2 separate regions of the Mus musculus genome follow, and region 1 is linked to region 2. A link is a loop called in an ENCODE intact Hi-C map of the cell type or tissue named here. Cell type or tissue: heart. All regions are shown on one strand. Each heading gives the region's core, and the rest is flanking DNA. Links, peaks and the distances in the headings are about the cores only.

Region 1 (9,876 bases), core at 1,193-9,192, 120 kb after region 2:
TTATTGAGGTGTTTCCTTTTAATGTTTAAGGCCTTTTTGATTCACTGCCTTCATTCCTACTGGTTTGTGGGCACTGATGTTACGTTTACTGCCAGACTTCCTTAAACATATGAATGTGCCTACTTCTCTTTGTGACTCTAGGTATCTATTATTAAATCCATTATCCTACATGTATCTTTGCAAAATTGTCGGCAGGCAGACTTTTAGTCTCTTTTTTCCAAGTGCTAAGCAAGTATCTATGTTTATGGGTATCAATATTTCTAAAGAAATATAAAGACAAACCCACAAATTTGATTTGGGGGAGATATACTGATTTATCTTTGAAGAAGTTTCAAAGCTTGACATGGTAAGAAAGTTAAGGTGTGGAAAATTCTGTAGAGAAGTCCTGGGAGAAGGCCAAGATTAGCTGCTGGGAAGTCTGTTTGGAGCAGGAAAACAAGGGTGTACCATGTACCTGTCCCTGGAGGGCAGCACCTGTGTGTCCAGTCAATCCAAGTCTCAGGAGTTGCAGGTTTTCTGGTGGTGGAAAGCATCTGATCACCTTTTATAGAAGCACTTTCTGTAGTCCTTCAGGGTCTTGGCCATGAGAGGAGCAGGTCTTTTAGCAGGGGCCTTCTTGGTGCCTGTTTCTCCAGCAAGAGGGCAGGAAGCCCACTGGACTCCAGGATGGGCAGGAACCTCAGAAAAACTGTGCTGATTTTGGACAGAGGCATCCCCAGATTTTCCTGGCTTTCCTTGTTGGCTGGGGCTCTTGAGCTCGGTGAAGAAGGAGACCATCATCGTCTGTCTGGGTTGAGGCCTCTTGGCTCTTGTGCTTTGGAGACGGGCTCTGAGGGCTTGCAGCCTCTCCTCTTGGGACCCCTGAACCTGCAGGGGTGTGGGGGACTCAGGGTGGCTGTAGGATTCCTTGTACCTGTGGCCCTGGGCCCTGGACTTCTCTTCTGGCTGCCCACGACCAGCTTTGTCCTTGCCAACCTGGCAGTGACCACTGTCCCTGGTTCCAGTGTGCTTCTGCTGGAGTCGTGCTGCAGGCCTGCAACCTGAATAGACTTGGGTTCTGTGGTTCTTCCTGTGTGCCCATCCATAAGTTGAGGCTTCTTGGTCCTGCTGAGCAAAAGATGTCTCCTGGTCAAGATTCCATTTGAACCAGGCAATATCACTGGAGTGACCCTCTGGAATGGCACAGGCAGCAATGGGACTCATATCCATGGAGCTTCCAGACTCATCTCGAGGCACCTTTGCAGGAGGACCCTGGGCCTGGGCTGGACACGGGGGTTCCCACCTCCGCCTCTTGCCCGGTGGATGCTCCAAAAAGGAAGGAGAGCAGCACTCCCCATTGAGGCAAGCCCAGGAGGAACCAGCTCCAGGGGCTTCCTCCTGCTCCCAGTTGCCTGGTGGCTGGCACTTTCTGTGCCCACCAAACATAAGCCCATTGGGCTCCTGTGGCCCAGCCCCGGGCTTTATGGACAGTGGCTTGGCATCTTCCTGCTGGCAAGGCTCCTCTGACGTTCCTTGGTGCACCAGGTTCTGGACATCTTGCTGTAACTCAGGGCTCCAGTTTTCTCCTGGAAGCGGCCATTGAATGTGAGTTGCCAGATGGTTGGACCTTTTGTGTGATTTTCGGCTCTTGCTTAAGCAAGAGATTCTGCCTGAATGGCTGCTGTTGCTGCTGCTGCTGCTGCTGCTGCCGCTGCTGCTGCTACTGCTGGTACTGCAAAGCCCAAGGAAAACCTCTCTCCCATATCCTTGGGCTTCTTGGGATGCTTGCTTCTGGGGCTTCTCTTCTGAGGATGTGCTCTGGCCCTCTCTTTTGAGGCCCTTCTCCAAGCCAAAGTCCTGCCGGGCCTGCTGAATTTGGGGTCCAAGCAGGAACCCAGTCGACCACTTATCCACTAAATCCTTTACAAAGGGCACGAGGAGTTGCTGTTTCTTCAAGGACTTGATGGTCTGTTTGAAGTCAATCTCTGCCAGGGTGTCGCACAGAATAGGAAGAGAAGACAGTTCCTTCAACGTTTTGTAGATCTTTCCTGGGTCGGTCTCCTGGCAAAGGCGTTCCAGCAGCTTCTGCAGAACACCTGCCTCGGATCTAGTCTCCATGACCAATCCCGAGAACAGGGCTGGAATTTTTAGGTTCTATCTGCACCTCAGACTCAGTTTGTGACCTGCGTCTAGTTGGATGTTTCCTCTCCTGAGCAGAGAGAGAACACCTACTGACAGAAGCTCACAGCTTAGAACCCATTGCCTCTCAGGCATTCCTTTTTATACCTGCCCCTGACAGGAGGGACCTCAGCCACGCCCAGTCTCAAGATGGCTGCCACACACAGGCATGGACGCCACGCCCAGTCGCCAACTCTCAAAGTTTCCTGTTGGCCTCCGAACAAGGACTTGATAGAAAAAAAAAAGGGGGGGGGGCTACTTACTTAAGGACTCCACAAAGCTGAGCCTCTGGAAGTCCCTCAGTGGAGTTCTAGGGATAGGAAATTTCAGTGGAAAACAATCAGCATCAAGGGCACGCCATGGATTTCTGCCTATAACTGCCCAGAGAATGAAAGTATTATATATACTACTAGCAATCTACGAACCCAAACCAATACCACAACCAACACCAACAGCAAAAGGAAAACCAAAACAAAGTCAATAAACCAACAAACAAAACCAGATGGAATCTGCTCTCCTCATAAATCTCCTCACAGTGCAAAATGGCGACCCAGCCATATGACCTCCTCCCACTGAGCTGCCTTAGGGCAACAACCTTTCCTTTGTAGTACAATTTATTGGAGGCACCTGTTTGCTGCAAGCCCTTTGCTGTTTCTTCCCAAGAGATTGTAGCCAATGGAAGTTCACACAAATGCATAGAACCATGTACACAGCCACACATTTGCATTTCAGTGTTGTGGATGGGATTCTTTGTCTCTATGTGCATGGTTATCTTTAGCTGGCCTTGAATTCATTCTGATTGAATCTTTGCCTGCTTCTCTGGCTCATGCCTGTCTCTCTTTTTCTCACTATCAATGTTTTATCTCTCTTCTGTCTCTCCTTCACACAATGTGTGATTACCCAATACTCACTTTAAAATTAGTGGGTATACTGCTGGTTTTCTCCTGGGCTTTTACTGACACCCTCCTGTGACCTTGCTTAAATTCCATGGACTCTAACTGATATTCTTAGATTACGCACCAGTTAATCTGAGTTCTTACTCTAATGAGTCTTAATGTCTGGGAACTTTGTCTTAGGTTTGTTCTCATTTCTGTGTGCAGCAATTTCTGTCTTTGTATCTCTCTTTTTGTTTGTGTTTGTGTGTATGTTTATTTGTGTTTGTCTCCTTGTCTTCATTGCAGACATACAAATTGATCTAACACTCACAGACACACGTTCACACACATACTCACATGCAAAATATATTTTTTCTTTTATTGACTTTTTTCTTTCCTTTTGTCTTACACTCTCTGTTTATTTTGTTTGTGTCCTCTTCTTCATCACTCACAATCACTTAAGTTTATTCTCACATACCCGGAGACACACACTCTGAAAAACCCAGTTTAATTTTGTTTTTACTCACTGTTTTTCCTTTGAATATTTAATAGCCTTTTCTTTCACTGCCTTAACTCTTCCTTGATTTTGCATCAACACACATTTATGTGCTTACATCTCTATGTCTTTATATATCTTTTCTTTGGTATATTATCCTTTATGTGTGTTTGTAAAACGGTGTGTATACTGTTAGTTTGTCAATCTGCTAAGCCACAGTTTCTATATCCATTCTTCTGTCGTGGAACATCTACATTTTTTCCAGCTTCTGGCTATCACAAATAAGGCCGCAATGAACATAGTGAAACATGTGCCCCTGTGGCATGGTGGGGGCACCTTTCGGGTGTATTCCCAAAAGTGGTATTCCTGTATCTTCATATAGATCTATTTCTAATTTTCTGAGGAATATCCAGATTGATTTCCAGAGTGGTTGTACAAGCTTGCAATTCCACCAGCAATGGAGGAGTGTTCCTCTTTCTCCACACCTCTTCAACAGCTGTTGTCACCAGAGATTTTGATCTTAGCCATTCTGACTGGTATAAGGTGGAATCTCAGGGTCATTTTAATTTGCATTTCTCTGAAATAGGACATCCTGACTTTTGCAGGCAAATAAGGAACTATAAAATATCATCCTGTGTGAGGTAACTCAGACCCAAAAGGACATGCATGGTATGTACTCACTAATAAGTGAATATTAGCCAAAAAAAAAAAAGAAAAAAATAAAAAGAAAAAAGAAAAAGAAGAAAAGAAAAAAGAGAAAATAAAAATCCATACAGAATTGGCAAAACACAGTCCACAGAATTCAAAAGGCTCAACAAGACAAGCTGCAGTACCCAAGTGAGGATTACTCAGTCCCACTCGTGGGGAGGGATGGAGGGTGGGAATTGTAAGGGAATGTGGATTGGGTGGGGTGCAGTGGGGAGTAGAGGGTAACCTAATGTGGTATTGGGTGAGGACTGGAGCCCTGAGGATCAGCAGAATGATTGTAAACAGGCAACCTCAGAAAATAGAAGCTTAGGGGAACCCCCCATAATTCACCAGAGACCTGGGAGGTGAGAGACTCCCAGGACTGATAGGGAGAGACCTTTGATTAAATGATTAAATGGACAGGGAGCTTATAGAGCCCACCTCCAGCAGGAAGACAGGACATCAAGTCAGGGATGAGGATGCCATCTCTCTGTCACACCTCTGACCCATAATTGTTTCTGTCTCAAAGAATTACAGGGATGGAAATGGAGAGGAGCCTGAGAAAAAGAAGTGCCACGTGCTCTGGTGGAGTCAGCTTGACAGATGAAAGTATGGAAGCTTTCTCATGAGGAAAAGAGTTTCAAGGAAACTCCCTCCTGGAGTTTTGACCATCCCCCTGACCCATAAAATTAATTTCCCACTCCCACATTAGTCTAGTGTATGGATCCACGTGCCCTCTATTAAGCATTACCTTATAATAAGTGCCTTTTAAGATTGAATTCTGAATTAGCTAAAGCCTCTCCCAGTGTTCCAAAATTCCAGATTACAGCAAGGAGTTTAACCTATTCAGTAACTAATTAAGCATTTCAATAAAGAGCCATTAACTCAGTTGTCTGCAGAAAGAGCCTGGGAATCTCACTGAGATAGAAATCTTTACTACAGGCTACATTCCTTGCCAAGAGCAAGTTGATATATTATCCTGATAAATGGGGGATTTTCCAGACAAGATAAGATTTTACAAGGCCTAGGAATTTAGATCTCCATGACACCACATTATTCTTGAGGCCTGTCAAGAGTTAAAACCCCCTGGTGCTTTTAACACTAAAGTGTGAAACTCTTGCCTGGCACTGGGCTGATCCTAGGCAGGGCTGCTAATCCCTATTGTAAACATTTATCTAAGTTCCTGCAAATTCTTTTCTGTTGTATCTGGTAAATTTCAGTGTACCTTGTCTTGTTTGTGATTTGTAACTCCTGATAATTCGCTGTATATAATAGTCTAATGCTCGACCAGACATTACATTCAGATTCAACACCTCTTTTGTGTGCATCTGTTTGTCAATTCCTATGCTTTGCCCATCTCCTCGAGAGAACCCGTTCCACGCAGAAACAGGGGCCCAGAGGGTCTGAGGCAAAAAAAGGTCCAGCAACAAGCCCAAAATGGGAACCAGCTCAAGAGGAGGTCCCAAGTCCTTATACTATTACTGAGGATGTGGAATGCTCACCAAAAGGGATCTATCAGGACTACCCTCCAAAAGACCCAATAAGTAGCAGAAAGAGTCAGATGCAATTATTTGCACCCAATCAATGGACAGAACCAGATGACCCCTGCTGTTGAATTAGGGAAGGCTGAAACAAGCTGAGGAGGAGGGCAATCCTGTAGGAGAACCAGCAGAGTCAATTAATCTGGACCCCTGAAATCCCTCAAACACTGGACGACCAAACATTTAGCATACACCAGCTGATATGCCTCAGCCCCCAACACACATACAGTAGAGAACTTCTAGGTCTGTGTTCAATCAGAAATGAAGCACCTACCCCTCAAGAGACTGGAGGCCACAGAAAATTTAGAGGTCAGGTGTGGTTGGGGTAGGGGGAATGCACATGGAGATGGTATGGGGTGTGGAGGAGGTGTGAGATGTTGAGCAGTAGGATGGTGAAAGATGAGTGGCGGGGAATGGAAAATGGAGTATAAAATATAAATTACAAATAAAATGAAATTTAAAAGTACAACACTATCAAGTTATCTCTGAATTATATTTTTCACATGTATAAGTTATGAGCCATATCAAGGTGCTTTCGTAAAAATCATAAAAATTTGTTTAATTTAGTTACTTTGACTCACAATTGACTGAATGGCTTATAAAGGAGGGTCAACAGCTGCTATGAATATAAGATGACTCAAAGAAAGCAAATGAAGAGTATGTATAAGATCAAAGGTGGAGCCTTAGTTCTTTGGTTTAAGAAATGCTTGGGCATTTACTATGATATTTTGGAAGGAAGAGTTCTAGAATAAATATGAAATCCAAGACAGTCAGTATACACAAGGCTTCATATGGTTATTTCATTATCTCTTTTACCAAAATCCTGCTGACCCTCAATTAGAACTTACAAAACTGCTAGAATGACCAAAGACAAAATTAGTCAGCCTTAACATAATGGAGACAGTCAAGCAAGCATAATTAGATCAAAAATGTCTTGGGGGCATATTTAAGAAGTAAGTTTTAGCATGGCTGATCCAAAACGGCCCTATTGTGCAGAAATCATTTCTGGAAGTTCCTGTGTATACGAAATTGAAGTTACCAGAGTTAATAAATAAATTGTAGGACATTCAGTAAAATGGAAATTCAAATATGAATATTTTAACATAAGTGCTAAGTATTGTGAACATATCTATAAAATTTCATTGTCTTAAATTTGTATTTACCAATAACTCCTTCCTTTTACACCACAACTTTAATCACAATTGAATACTGACTGAAAGACTTGGATAATTTTTTTTTAATTCCTAGTGACTTTTTCAGACTTTTTTTTTTTGTTGTTGTTGTTTCATGTATGTGGGTACACTGTCTCTGTCTTCAGACACACCAGAAGAGGGCATCAGTTCCCTATTAATTCATTGTATCCACCTGAATCAACCAGGATAAACACTATAATGCTCTCAACTAATATAACTCGTTTTTAACATGTAATCTTTCACTGAATAGGATGAAGTAATCTTAAAGTGGCGGGAGGGTATTCCAGATTAAAATAGTCAAATCATTAACTTGAAATATGCAATAATCTTAAATGTAATTGATTTCAAATAATCTTCCATTTACTCTATTAGTTGAGTTAAATGAGTTCATTTATAATAGTTTACAAAGAAAGTAAATGCTATTTGACTGACAGAAAATTCAAACAATATAGAACAATGCTAGCTCATTGTGGTGGTAACTTAGGTACTTTGAAGGCCAAGGCAACTGAACTCTAATATCACAGCTAGTTTGGAATTTACACTAAGCACCAGACCATCTTACGTTACATATGGACACCCTGTTAAAAACAAACCAAACACAAATTTTGAGGAAAATACCACTATATTTAAAGCAAACAATTCCAGTTATTCTTTAAGCATAATTTTCTTAGTATTAAGTCTTGGTAAATGTACATGCCATCAGTTAAGGACTAGAGGAAAATATGAAACAAAAAGGGGAAAGGTTAAGAACAACTTGTAATACAAAATAAATATAGAGTAAAATAAAATCCTATTTCTTCTTAATCTATTTTTTTAATTTAATTATTATCTTGGTTTACTTATTCACTTTGCATCCCACTTATTGTCCTGCTCCTGGATACTCCTGCCACAATTCTTACCCCATTCTCCCTTTTCTTCTCTGAGTGGGTGGAAGACCACTGGGTATCCACCCAACCTGGGCACTTAAAGCCTCTGCAAGGCTAGGTGCTTCCTCTCCCACTGAGACCAGACAAGGCAGACCAGCTTGAGGAACCCTCCCACATTCAGGCAAAAGTTTTGGGTATAAGATCTCTTCTAGCTCTTCAGGACCCACATAAAGGTCAAACTGCTCATCTGCTACATATATGTGGGAAGGCCTAGATGCAGTCCTTGTATGTTATTTGGTTGATAGTTCAGAATTTGAGAGTCCCAAGTGTCCAGATTAGTTGACTCAGTTGGTCTTCCTGTAGAGTTCCTATCCCCTTTGGGGCCTGTAATCCTTCCCCCTATTCTCCAAGCTCCATCCACTGTTTGGCTGTGGATATCTTTACCTGTCTGAGTCACCTGCTAGGTGGAGCCTCTCAGAGACAACATGCTCCTCTTTGCAAGTCCAACACAGTATCATTAATAGTGGTAGGGTTTATCACTTGCCCATGGGATGGGTCTCAAGTTGGGTCAGTTATTGGCTGGCCATTCCCTCAGTCTCTGCTTCATCCCCCGTGCCTGTATTTTTTATAGACAGGATAAATTTTGTGTTGAAAATGTGAGTGAGTCGAAGTCTCTATTTCTCTACTCTGGTTCCTGACTTGCATCTTAAGATTTCATATCCCCAATGTAGCTATCCCCATTGATTCTTGTGGGCCTCTGTTGGGAGCCGCCCCCACATTCGCCGTTACAAGATGGCGCTGACATCCTGTGTTCTAAGTGGTAAACAAATAATCTGCGCATGTGCCAAGGGTATCTTATGACTACTTGTGCTCTGCCTTCCCCGTGACGTCAACTCGGCCGATGGGCTGCAGCCAATCAAGGAGTGACACGTCCGAGGCGAAGGAGAATGCTCCTTAAGAGGGACGGGGTTTTCGTTTTCTCTCTCTCTTGCTTCTTGCTCTCTTTTCCTGAAGATGTAAGAATAAAGCTTTGCCGCAGAAGATTCTGGTCTGTGGTGTTCTTCCTGGCCGGTCGTGAGAACGCGTCCAATAACAATTGGTGCCGAATTCCGGGACGAGAAAATCCGGGACGAGAAAAAACTCCGGACTGGCGCAGGAGGGATACTTCATTCCAGAACCAGAACTGCGAATCAAGGTTATAAGGTTCCCGTAACACAGACTGTTGAGAAGGATTCAACTGCCGAATTCAGAACTCATCAGCTGGGGAACGACGGTGATAAAGGTTCCCGTAAAGCAGACTGTTGAGAAGGATTCAACTGCCGAATTCAGAACTCATCAGCTGGGGAACGACGGTGATAAAGGTTCCCGTAAAGCAGACTGTTAAGAAGGATTCAACTGTATGAATTCAGAACTTTTCAGCTGGGGAACGAGGTAAGTCTGATCTTGAACTTTCTAAGGAAATTCAGGACAGTCTATCAGAAGTAAAGTGGAAAATGTTTGGCCTTGAACTTTTTCTAGTGTTAGGAGCCCTTTTGTTCCTTTTCACATGTTATATAGTGCTTAAGATAGGGCTGAAAATTCTAGAGGAAATTCAGGACAGTCTATCAGAAGTAAAGCGGGGAGAGAGAGTAGGAGCAAGGAGAAACGGTAAGTATACAGGCCTTTCCAAGGGTCTTGAACCCGAGGAAAAGTTAAGGTCAGGTAGGAATACCTGGGGAGAGATTAGAAGGAAGAAAAAGAAAAAAGAAAAGAAAAAAGATCAATTAGCGGAGGTCTCTAGGAGAAGGAGCCTGTGCTCTGAAGAAACAGACTGGGAGAAAAAAGCAGTTCATTATGAGAAAAAAGAGTACCAACCAAGTAAAGTGCTAACTAGTCATTTAAGGAAAAAGCCAAAAGCGGCTGGCGAAGGCCAGTTTGCTAATTGGCCTCAGGGCAATCGGCTACCAGGTGCACTCCCGCCCTATGCGGAGTCCCCGCCCTGCGTAGTGCGTCAGCCCGTAGTGCGTCAGCAATGCGCAGAGAGGCAGTGCGCAGAAAGGCAGTGCGCAGACTCATTCATTC
Region 2 (9,876 bases), core at 574-8,573:
GTTCTCATTTCTGTGTGCAGCAATTTCTGTCTTTGTATCTCTCTTTTTGTTTGTGTTTGTGTGTATGTTTATTTGTGTTTGTCTCCTTGTCTTCATTGCAGACATACAAATTGATCTAACACTCACAGACACACGTTCACACACATACTCACATGCAAAATATATTTTTTCTTTTATTGACTTTTTTCTTTCCTTTTGTCTTACACTCTCTGTTTATTTTGCTTGTGTCCTCTTCTTCATCACTCACAATCACTTAAGTTTATTCTCACATACCCGGAGACACACACTCTGAAAAACCCAGTTTAATTTTGTTTTTACTCACTGATTTTCCTTTGAATATTTAATAGCCTTTTCTTTCACTGCCTTAACTCTTCCTTGATTTTGCATCAACACACCTTTATGTGCCTACATCTCTATGTCTTTATGTATCTTTTCTTTGGTATATTATCCTTTATGTGTGTTTGTAAAACGGTGTGTATACGGTTAGTTGTCAATCTGCTAAGCCACATTTTCTATATCCATTCTTCTGTCGTGGAACATCTACATTTTTTCCAGCTTCTGGCTATCACAAATAAGGCCACTATGAACATAGTGAAACACGTGCCCCTGTGGCATGGTGGGGGCACCTTTTGGGTGTATTCCCAAAAGTAGTATTCCTGTATCTTCATATAGATCTATTTCCAATTTTCTGAGGAATCTCCAGATTGATTTCCAGAGTGGTTGAACAAGCTTGCAATCCCACCAGCAATGGAGGAGTATCCTCTTTCTACACATCCTCTTCAACCGCTGTTGTCACCAGAGATTTTGATCTTAGCTATTCTGACTGGTATAAGGTGGAATCTCAGGGTCATTTTAATTTGCATTTCTCTGAACTAGGACATCCTGACTTTTGCAGGCAAATAAGGAACTAGAAAATATCATCCTGTGTGAGGTAACTCAGACCCAAAAGGACATGCATGGTATGTACTCACTAATAAGTGAATATTAGCCAAAAAAAAGAAAGAAAAAGAAAAAGAAAAAAGAAAAAAGAAAAAGAAGAAAAGAAAAAAGAGAAAATAAAAATCTATACAGAATACGCAAAACACAGTCCACAGAATTCAAAAGGCTCGACAAGACAAGCTGCAGTGCCCAAGTGAGGATTACTCAGTCCCACTAGTGGGGAGGGATGGAGGGTGGAAATTGTAAGGGAATGTGGATTGAGTGGGGTGCAGTGGGGAGTAGAGGGTAACCTAATGTGGTATTGGGTGAGGACTGGAGCCCTGAGGACCAGCAGAATGATTGTAAACAGGCAACCTCAGAAAATAGAAGCTTAGGGGAACCCCCCATAATTCACCAGAGACCTGGGAGGTGAGAGACTCCCAGGACAGATAGGGAGAGACCTTTGATTAAATGATTAATTGGACAGGGAGCTTATAGAGCCCACCTCCAGCAGGAAGACAGGACATCAAGTGAGGGATGAGGTTGCCATCTCTCTGTCACAACTCTGACCCATAATTGTTTCTGTCTCAAAGAATTACAGGGATGGAAATGGTGAGGAACCTGAGAAAAAGAAGTGCCACATGTTCTGGTGGAGTCAGCTTGACAGATGAAAGACTGGAAGCTTTCTCATGAGGAAAAGAGTTTCAAGGAAACTTCCTCCTGTAGTTTTGGCCATCCCCCTAACCCATAAAATTAAATTTCCACTCCCTCATTAGTCTAGTGTATGGATCCACGTGCCCTCTATTAAGCATTACCTTATAATAAGTGCCTTTTAAAATTGAATTCTGAATTAGCTAAAGCCTCTCCCAGTGTTCCAAAATTCCAGATTACAGCAAGGAGTTTAACCTATTCAGTAACTAATTAAGCATTTCAATAAAGAGCCATTAACTCAGTTGTCTGCAGAAAGAGCCTGGGAATCTCACTGAGATAGAAATCTTCACTACAGGCTACATTCCTTGCCAAGAGCAAGTTGATATACTATCCTGATAAATGGGGGATTTTCCAGACAAGATAAGATTTTACAAGGCCTAGGAATTTAGAGCTCCATGACACCACATTATTCTTGAGGCCTGTCAAGAATTAAAACCTCCTGGTGCTTTTAACACTAAAGTGTGAAACTCTTGCCTGGCACTAGGCTGATCCTAGGCAGGGCTGCTAATCCCTATTGTAAACATTTATCTAAGTTCCTGCAAATTATTTTCTGTTGTATCTGGTAAATTTCAGTGTACCTTGTCTTGTTTGTGATTTGTAACTCCTGATAATTTGCTGTAATATAATAGTCTAATGCTCAAGCAGACATTACATTCAGATTCAACACCTCTTTTGTGTGCATCTGTTTGTCAATTCCTATGCTTTGCCCATCTCCTCGAGAGAATCTGTTCCACGCAGAAACAGGGGCCCAGAGGGTCTGAGGCAAAAAAGGTCCAGCAACAAGCCCAAAATGGGAACCAGCTCAAGAGGAGGTCTCAAGGCCTTATACTATTACTGCGGATGTGGAAGGCTCACCAAAAGGGATCTATCAGGACTACCCTCCAAAAGACCCAATAAGTAGCAGAAAGAGTCAGATGCAATTATTTGCACCCAACCAATGGACAGAACCAGATGACTACTGCTGTTGAATTAGGGAAGGCTGAAACAAGCTGAGGAGGAGGGCAATCCTGTAGGAGAACCAGCAGAGTCAATTAATCTGGACCCCTGAAATCCCTCAAACACTGGACGACCTAACATTTAGCATACACCAGCTGATATGCCTCAGCCCCCAACACACATACAGTAGAGAACTTCTAGGTCTGTGTTCAATCAGAAATGAAGCACCTACCCCTCAAGAGACTGGAGGCCACAGAAAATTTAGAGGTCAGGTGGGGTTGGGGTGAGGGGCATCCACATGGAGATGGTATGGGGTGTGGAGGAGGTGTGAGATGTTGAGCAGTAGGATGGTGAAAGATGAGTGGCAGGGAATGGAAAATGGAGTATAAATTATAAATTACAAATAAAATGAAATTTAAAAATACAACACTATCAAGTTATCTCTGAATTATATTTTTCACATGTATAAGTTATGAGCCATATCAAGGTGCTTTGGGAAAAATCATAAAAATTTGTTTAATTTAGTTACTTTGCCTCACAATTGACTGAATGGCTTAGCAAAGGAGGGTCAACAGCTGCTATGAATATAAGATGACTCAAAGCAAGCAAATGAAGAGTATGTATAAGATCAAATGTGGAGCCTTAGTTCTTTGGTTTAAGAAATGCTTGTGCATTTAGTATGATACTTTGGAAGGAAGAGTTCTAGAATAAATACGAAATCCAAGACAGTCAGTACACACAAGGCTTCATATGATTATTTCATTATCTCTTTTACCAAAATCCTACTGACCCTCAATTAGAACTTACAAAACTGCTAGAATGACCAAAGACAAAATTAGTCAGTCTTAACATAATGGAGACAGTCAAGCAAGCATAATTAGATCCAAAATGTCTTGGGGGCATATTTAAGAAGTAAGTATTAGCATGGCTGATCCAAAATGGCCCTATTGTGCAGAAATCATTTCTGGAAGTTCCTGTGTATACGAAATTGAAGTTACCAGAGTTAATAAAAAAATTGTAGGACATTCAGTAAAATGGAAATTCAAATATGAATATTTTAACATAAGTGCTAAGTATTGTGGACATATCTATAAAATTTCATTGTCTTAAATTTGTATTTACCAATGATTCCTTCCTTTTACACCACAACATTAATCTCAATTGAATATTGACTGAAAGACTTGGATAATTTTTTTTAATTCCTAGTGACAAATTCAGACTTTTTTTTTTTTTTATTTCATGTATGTGGGTACACTGTCTCTGTCTTCAGACACACCAGAAGAGGGCATCAGTTCCCTATTAATTCATTGTATCCACCTGAATCAACCAGGATAAACACTATAATGCTCTCAACTAATATAACTCGTTTTTAACATGTAATCTTTCACTGAATAGGATGAAGTAATCTTAAAGTGGCAGGAAGGTGCTCCAGATTAAAATAGTCAAATCATTAACTTGAATTATGCAATAATCTTAAATGTGATTGATTTCAAATAATCTTCCCTTTATTCTATTAGTTGAGTTAAATGAGTTCATTTATAATAATTTACAAAGAAAGCAAATGCTATTTGACTGACAGAAAAAGCAAACAATATAGAACAATGCTAGCTCACTGTGGTGGTAACTTAGGTACTTTGAAGGCCAAGGCAACTGAACTCTAATATCACAGCTAATTTGGAATTTACACTAAGCACCAGACCATCTTACGTTACATATGGACACCCTGTTAAAAACAAACCAAACACAAATATTGAGGGACATACCACTATATTTAAAGCAAACAATTCCAGTTATTCTTTAAGCATAATTTTCTTAGTATTATGTCTTGGTAAATGTACATGCCATCAGTTAAGGACTAGAGGAAAATATGAAACAAAAAGGGGAAAGGTTAAGAACAACTTGTAAGACAAAATAAATATAGAGAAAAACAAAATCCTATTTCTTCTTAATTTATTTTTTTAAATTAATTATTATCTTCATTTACTTATTCACTTTGCATCCCACTTATTGCCCTGCTCCTGGATACTCCCGACACAATCCTTACCCCATTCTACTTTTCTTCTCTGAGTGGGTGGAAGACCACTGGGTATCCACCCAACCTGGGAACTTAAAGCCTCTGCAAGGCTAGGTGCTTCCTCTCCCACTGAGACCAGACAAAGGCAGACCAGCTTGAGGAACCCTCCCACATGCAGCCAACAGTTTTGGGGATAGGATCTCTTCTAGCTCTTCAGGACCCACATAAAGGTCAAACTGCACATCTGCTACATATATGTGGGAAGGTCTAGGTGCAGTCCTTGTATGTTATTTGGTTGATAGTTCAGAATTTGAGAGTCCCAAGGGTCCAGATTAGTTGACTCTGTTGGTCTTCCTGTAGAGTTCCTATCTCCTTTGGGGCCTGTAATCCTTCCCCCTATTCTCCAAGCTCCATCCACTGTTTGGCTGTGGATATCTTTATCTGTCTGAGTCACCTGCTAGGTGGAGCCTCTCAGAGACAACATGCTCCTCTTTGCAAGTCCAACACAGTATCATTAATAGTGGTAGGGATTAGCACTTGCCCATGGGATGGGTCTCAAGTTGGGTCAGTTATTGGCTGGCCATTCCCTCAGTCTCTGCTTCATTCCCTGTGCCTGTATTTTTTATAGACAGGATAAATTTTGTGTTGAAAATGTGAGTGAGTCGAAGTATCTATTTCTCTACTCTGGTTCCTGACTTGCATCTTAAGATTCCATATCCCCAATGTAGCTATCCCCATTGATTCTTGTGGGCCTCCTTTAACATAGGTCTCTGTCTTGCCCTTGAGATTTTCCCCTACCTCCTCACCCCCATCAATTGCAGATTTCCATTTATTTTCATAGCCACCAGCTATCTCTCCTGTCCTTCCCCACACCTGAGAACCCCCATTCTCCTCCCATGCCCCTCCCATTTCCTTACTTTCATCTGCCTCTTATGAGTATTTTCTTTCCTCTTCTAAGTAAGATCCAATCTTCCTTGCTTTGGCCTTCCTTCCTGTTTACCTTCTTTGGGCCTGTGGAGTGTAGCAGGTTAACTGTATATACCATTCCTTTGATTTGGGATATGGATTTCTTCACCCAGGATTATATTCTCAACAGTATTTCATTGTGTAGATGTATCTCATTTTCTTTACTCATTCTTCAGTTGAGGGACATCTAGGTTGTTTACAGTTTCTGGGTATTATGAATAAAGCTGATATGAACATAGTTGAACAAGTATCTTTGTGTGATATTGGTGTGTCTTTTGAGTATATGTCTACAAGTGATACAGCTGTGTCTTCTATAAAGAGAATTTTTAACCCTTTGGCTGCTTGGAAAATTCATCTTTGCATTGTCCCTCGGCAGTGTTCCTTGTTCACTGCAGCCACCTTCGCCACTCACCACCTCTTCAAATGTAGACTCCTGCAGCTTTCTCTCCAGAGTCCTTGAACCCAACTAATTCTTCACTTGCTGCATCAGGCCACTGACATGCCCCACCATGCCAGATAGGGCAGTAGACACCGGCTAAGAGATCACTATCGAGGACTTGAAGGAGAAGAAGGAAGTTGTGAAGGAGGCAGAGAATGTAAGAGAAGCACCTGCCAATGGGAATGGTGATGAGGAAAATGGGGATCAGGATGCTGACAATGAGGTAGATGTAGAAGAGGAAGAAGTTGGTGAGGAAGTTGAGGAGAAAAATGAGAAAACTGAGGCTTGACGAGAAGCAGGTAGCTAAGGATGATGAGGATGAGGATGTTGACAGGAAGAGGTAGAAGACTGATGAGGGATCACTACACAGTAAGAGGAAGAGCTAACCTTATTATGCACTGTGACCTACTCACTCTTTGCTTTCTGTCTCAGAATTTAAATCTGTACACCTTCAAGCAGAGAAGCAAGTCCTGATTGTTTCTACTTTCTATTTGTTTTTCCTCAAATTTCAATTGATCAAAGTTCTTCAAATTCTATAAAATAAATATACTACCTTGTAGAAATTATAAATTCTTGATGATTTAAATGGTTTTCATTTTTTAATAAATAAATAATTTTTAAAATTTATTTATTTCTTTACATTCAGATACTGCAAACTTTACATCAGTAAATACAATACCTGGGTTTAGTTTTTATAGGAAAAATTTTTGATACTAATTATAAAAAGGGGAAAAGGAAAATATTCTTTAGATCTGCATACCATAATAAGTTTTAGAGGAGATATATTTTATTTTTTAAAAACTTTCCCATTTTGCTAATGTACAGCTTAAATATTAATATCAAATACAGACCCTGCACAATGTGAAAAGTATATTTAAACTGACACACATACTTTCCCTACAATGGACTGTCCTTCTCATGACTACCTTTAACCTAAGTGTTAAGAAATATTCATGCATTTTTTTTATTTGGCCCCCTTCCCAAGAGCATGCAATATCTACATTGATCTGGGCAATCTAAGAATAATGATTAATTTAGAAAATGCCTTACAGGCTTGCATAAAGGGCAGCCTTGTGTAGGTTGTGTCAAATTGCCAAGAAAAGCCAACCAGGACACTTGTATTGGAAATTACATGCATTTGTACTAAATATTGTTAAAAACAAAATACTCTTTTCGAGTTACATTTTTATTTTTATTTTAGGTAATAGGTTTGGAGTTAGAATGAATTTTAAAGGGAAAATGCAATGCTAACTTAAACACCTTCAACTTAGATATTATGTTATTGCGGATATATAACTATTATGATTATGATTATACATTTAGTGTTTTATAAATATAATCTTAGGTGTCAATATAGGATAGCTACAAGTTTTTTGGAAACTCAGAATTGTACAAAATTGAAGATGGCTTTGAGCCACAAGATGTCATCATTTGACTTTAGTGAAGTGACTATGACTGACTTGAGGCTTCTCACTGCTCAGAAAAAGAGAAAGCAGTCTACTCTAATAAACCCAACAATAGTGACTTAGTCTACTGTCTTAACCCCTGTTTACCTGTGTAATATAACTTTCTATTCTTTTGAAAATGCTGAAATTAGGAGAACATGGATCTAATAATATATTTAAAGTAAAGGATCCACTTTGTTCTCAAGATTTTCTTCTATGCAATCCTATTCCTAGTTATTAATGTACAAGTGATGGTCATTCCTTAGAATATGAAATAAGCATTCAAAACTCAATTTAGCTCTATATTCTCAGGAAAATAAGATATAAAACTCAGAAAAATCAAGGAAAGTATATATATGTGTGTGTGTGTGTGTGTGTGTGTGTGTGTGTGTGTGTGTGTGTGTACTTTTTCAGATATTAAGTCACCTTAAGTTTTCTTGACATGGTTCAGAAACAGGAAAATAAATTCTACATGTAACAGTGGAAGCTTAACTGATGATGAGAGGGAGACATGGCTGGCATTTTCTCTTCTCACTATATCCTTGATTTGTACTCAAATCTGGTGATGTTTTCCTGCTGTTTCATGAGGAAATAATGATGCAGCTATGACAGAGAATGTGAATAGCTCACATTTATAACTAAGGGATTTTCTGGCATTTTGACCATGAAATTTCAACCACTGTTCACAAACAGAATGTATTTCCTGTTTAAGTAAGTAGTATTTGATGAATGTAAACAATTTGTCTCAAATAGATATTTACTACCATTTTCTCTATTATTTTGTCTAAGTACTTTACAGACTTTGAGTAGTAGAAATCCATTTCAGTCTCAAGAACTCATAGACTGTTACATTTCACACTATTGGCAAACAATCTACTATTTATATATGTGCAGATTTTTGCAATTGAAGCAGGAGGAAAGAGAAATCAATTGCCTATGGATTCTGGAGAGTATAATTCCCAGTCAGATATAAGAAAAAAGAAGTTTATGTCTGAGTATACCATTCTCTACTGGTATAAATGTTAGGCATTTTAATACATTTTCCCTTTCCCTTTTCAATATCACTCTGACTATGCAAAGTTTGAACTGTGTGTTAAACTATGTTTTAAGATAAATACTCTCTGTAGATTTAAGTGTTAAGAATGATATTTATATACTAGAGAGAGATCATTACATAGGGATTTAAGGAATATAAATTAAATTTTGAAGCCAACCACATAACATTTTATCATTGTTTTCATAACCTTATAGGGTATCATTTGCCTTTATATTATTTCCAGATTATAAAGTCCCAGTTCTCCTCAAAGTCCAAGGTCATTTTACTATTTGGAGAACAGTGAAGCCATAATTGCTGATAAAGGAATGAACAGAACAACAACAACAAAAAAGGAGTGGATAGGACAGTTGAATATTATACATATATTTCTAATTAGACGTTATTTTATAGCAATTTAAAATTCACAGCCATATTGAGTAAAATTTGGAGAGGTTTTCCATTGGCTGCATCTCTACAGATACAGGAGGTCTTAGTCTTTATCATCTGCATGAGAGTGGCATACATATTAGAATGGGTAAATTAACAGGCACATCATTATCATGCCAAGTCTGTAGGCTAATGATTTTATCTGAGTTTTATATCATGTTGATTTGCTCATTGTAAAAGTACATATGTTAACAATTTTGGTATGATATAGAATCCTAAAAATGCTTTAAAATCCTCCATTCTATCCTATTCATACCCTCCCCCCAAATTTTAAAACCACTAATCTTTTACTATGTATGTGGGTTTTCCTGTTTTCTTTAATGTCATATATTTGAAGTCTTAGAGTTTGCAGCTTTTGTGGGTTTCTTTTTTATCAACTAATACAATGTAATTCCCCCCCCATAGTTAGCTAACTCATTTGTTTTAGAGTTACACAGTATTTTATTATCTGTCTCATAATGTATTTAGCCATTCACATACAGGAAAGCATCTGGATGCATATTTTTGTGTATTCTGTATTCAACTCATTTGCTTTACTATCAAGGACGAAAATTGTGGAATAACATTCTAAGAGTATGTTTATTTCGAGTTGTCATTCACCACCACATCAACCATACATGAAAGCTTCAGTTTGTCCTGACCCTGGGGACAGTCGAACAGGGTCTGAGGAACCACCTGGGGAGAGAATGGGGTCAAGAAACACAAAAGAACAGACAGCAAGACAAAAGGATCTGATCAAACTGACAGATTTTATTTTTTCCCAAGCAGGTTTTATACCCAATAGAAACAGGATATGGGTTGGGGGCTGATGCAGAATCACTTTGTTTCTGGGGGAATACACCTGTTCCCCAAAGCAGTATATTGGCTAGGTAAAAAGTTCAGCAGGAGGAACAGAACAGAGTGGGTTGCTAGGTACCTACCTGTCCACAAGTTCTATAGCTATTTGTTCTTAACTGGGGGTAGT

The links. Hi-C counts contacts between places; a loop is a spot of excess contacts. Peaks named below come from ENCODE experiments on the same cell type or tissue, not always from the same donor. Only the 100,000 strongest peaks of a DNase experiment are listed, where the experiment ranks them.
Region 1: it touches region 2 in a loop (7-fold over the local background); 15 of 42 quality-filtered maps call a loop at or near these places.

Annotation. Positions count from the first base shown.
Region 1 is chr8:55,538,208-55,548,083 of GRCm38, forward strand. Gm51600 reads right to left here and starts at 2,097. Exons shown (of 2, transcript XM_030243923.1): 1 at 1,713-2,097; 2 at 538-1,565. The coding sequence starts at 2,097. The coding sequence ends at 538. In heart, for the core only: no CTCF peak of the experiment used is centred there; no DNase peak of the experiment used is centred there.
Region 2 is chr8:55,417,822-55,427,697 of GRCm38, forward strand. It overlaps the pseudogene Gm36387. Among named protein-coding and RNA genes, the nearest start is that of Gm51594, 40 kb to the left of the region's middle. In heart, for the core only: no CTCF peak of the experiment used is centred there; no DNase peak of the experiment used is centred there.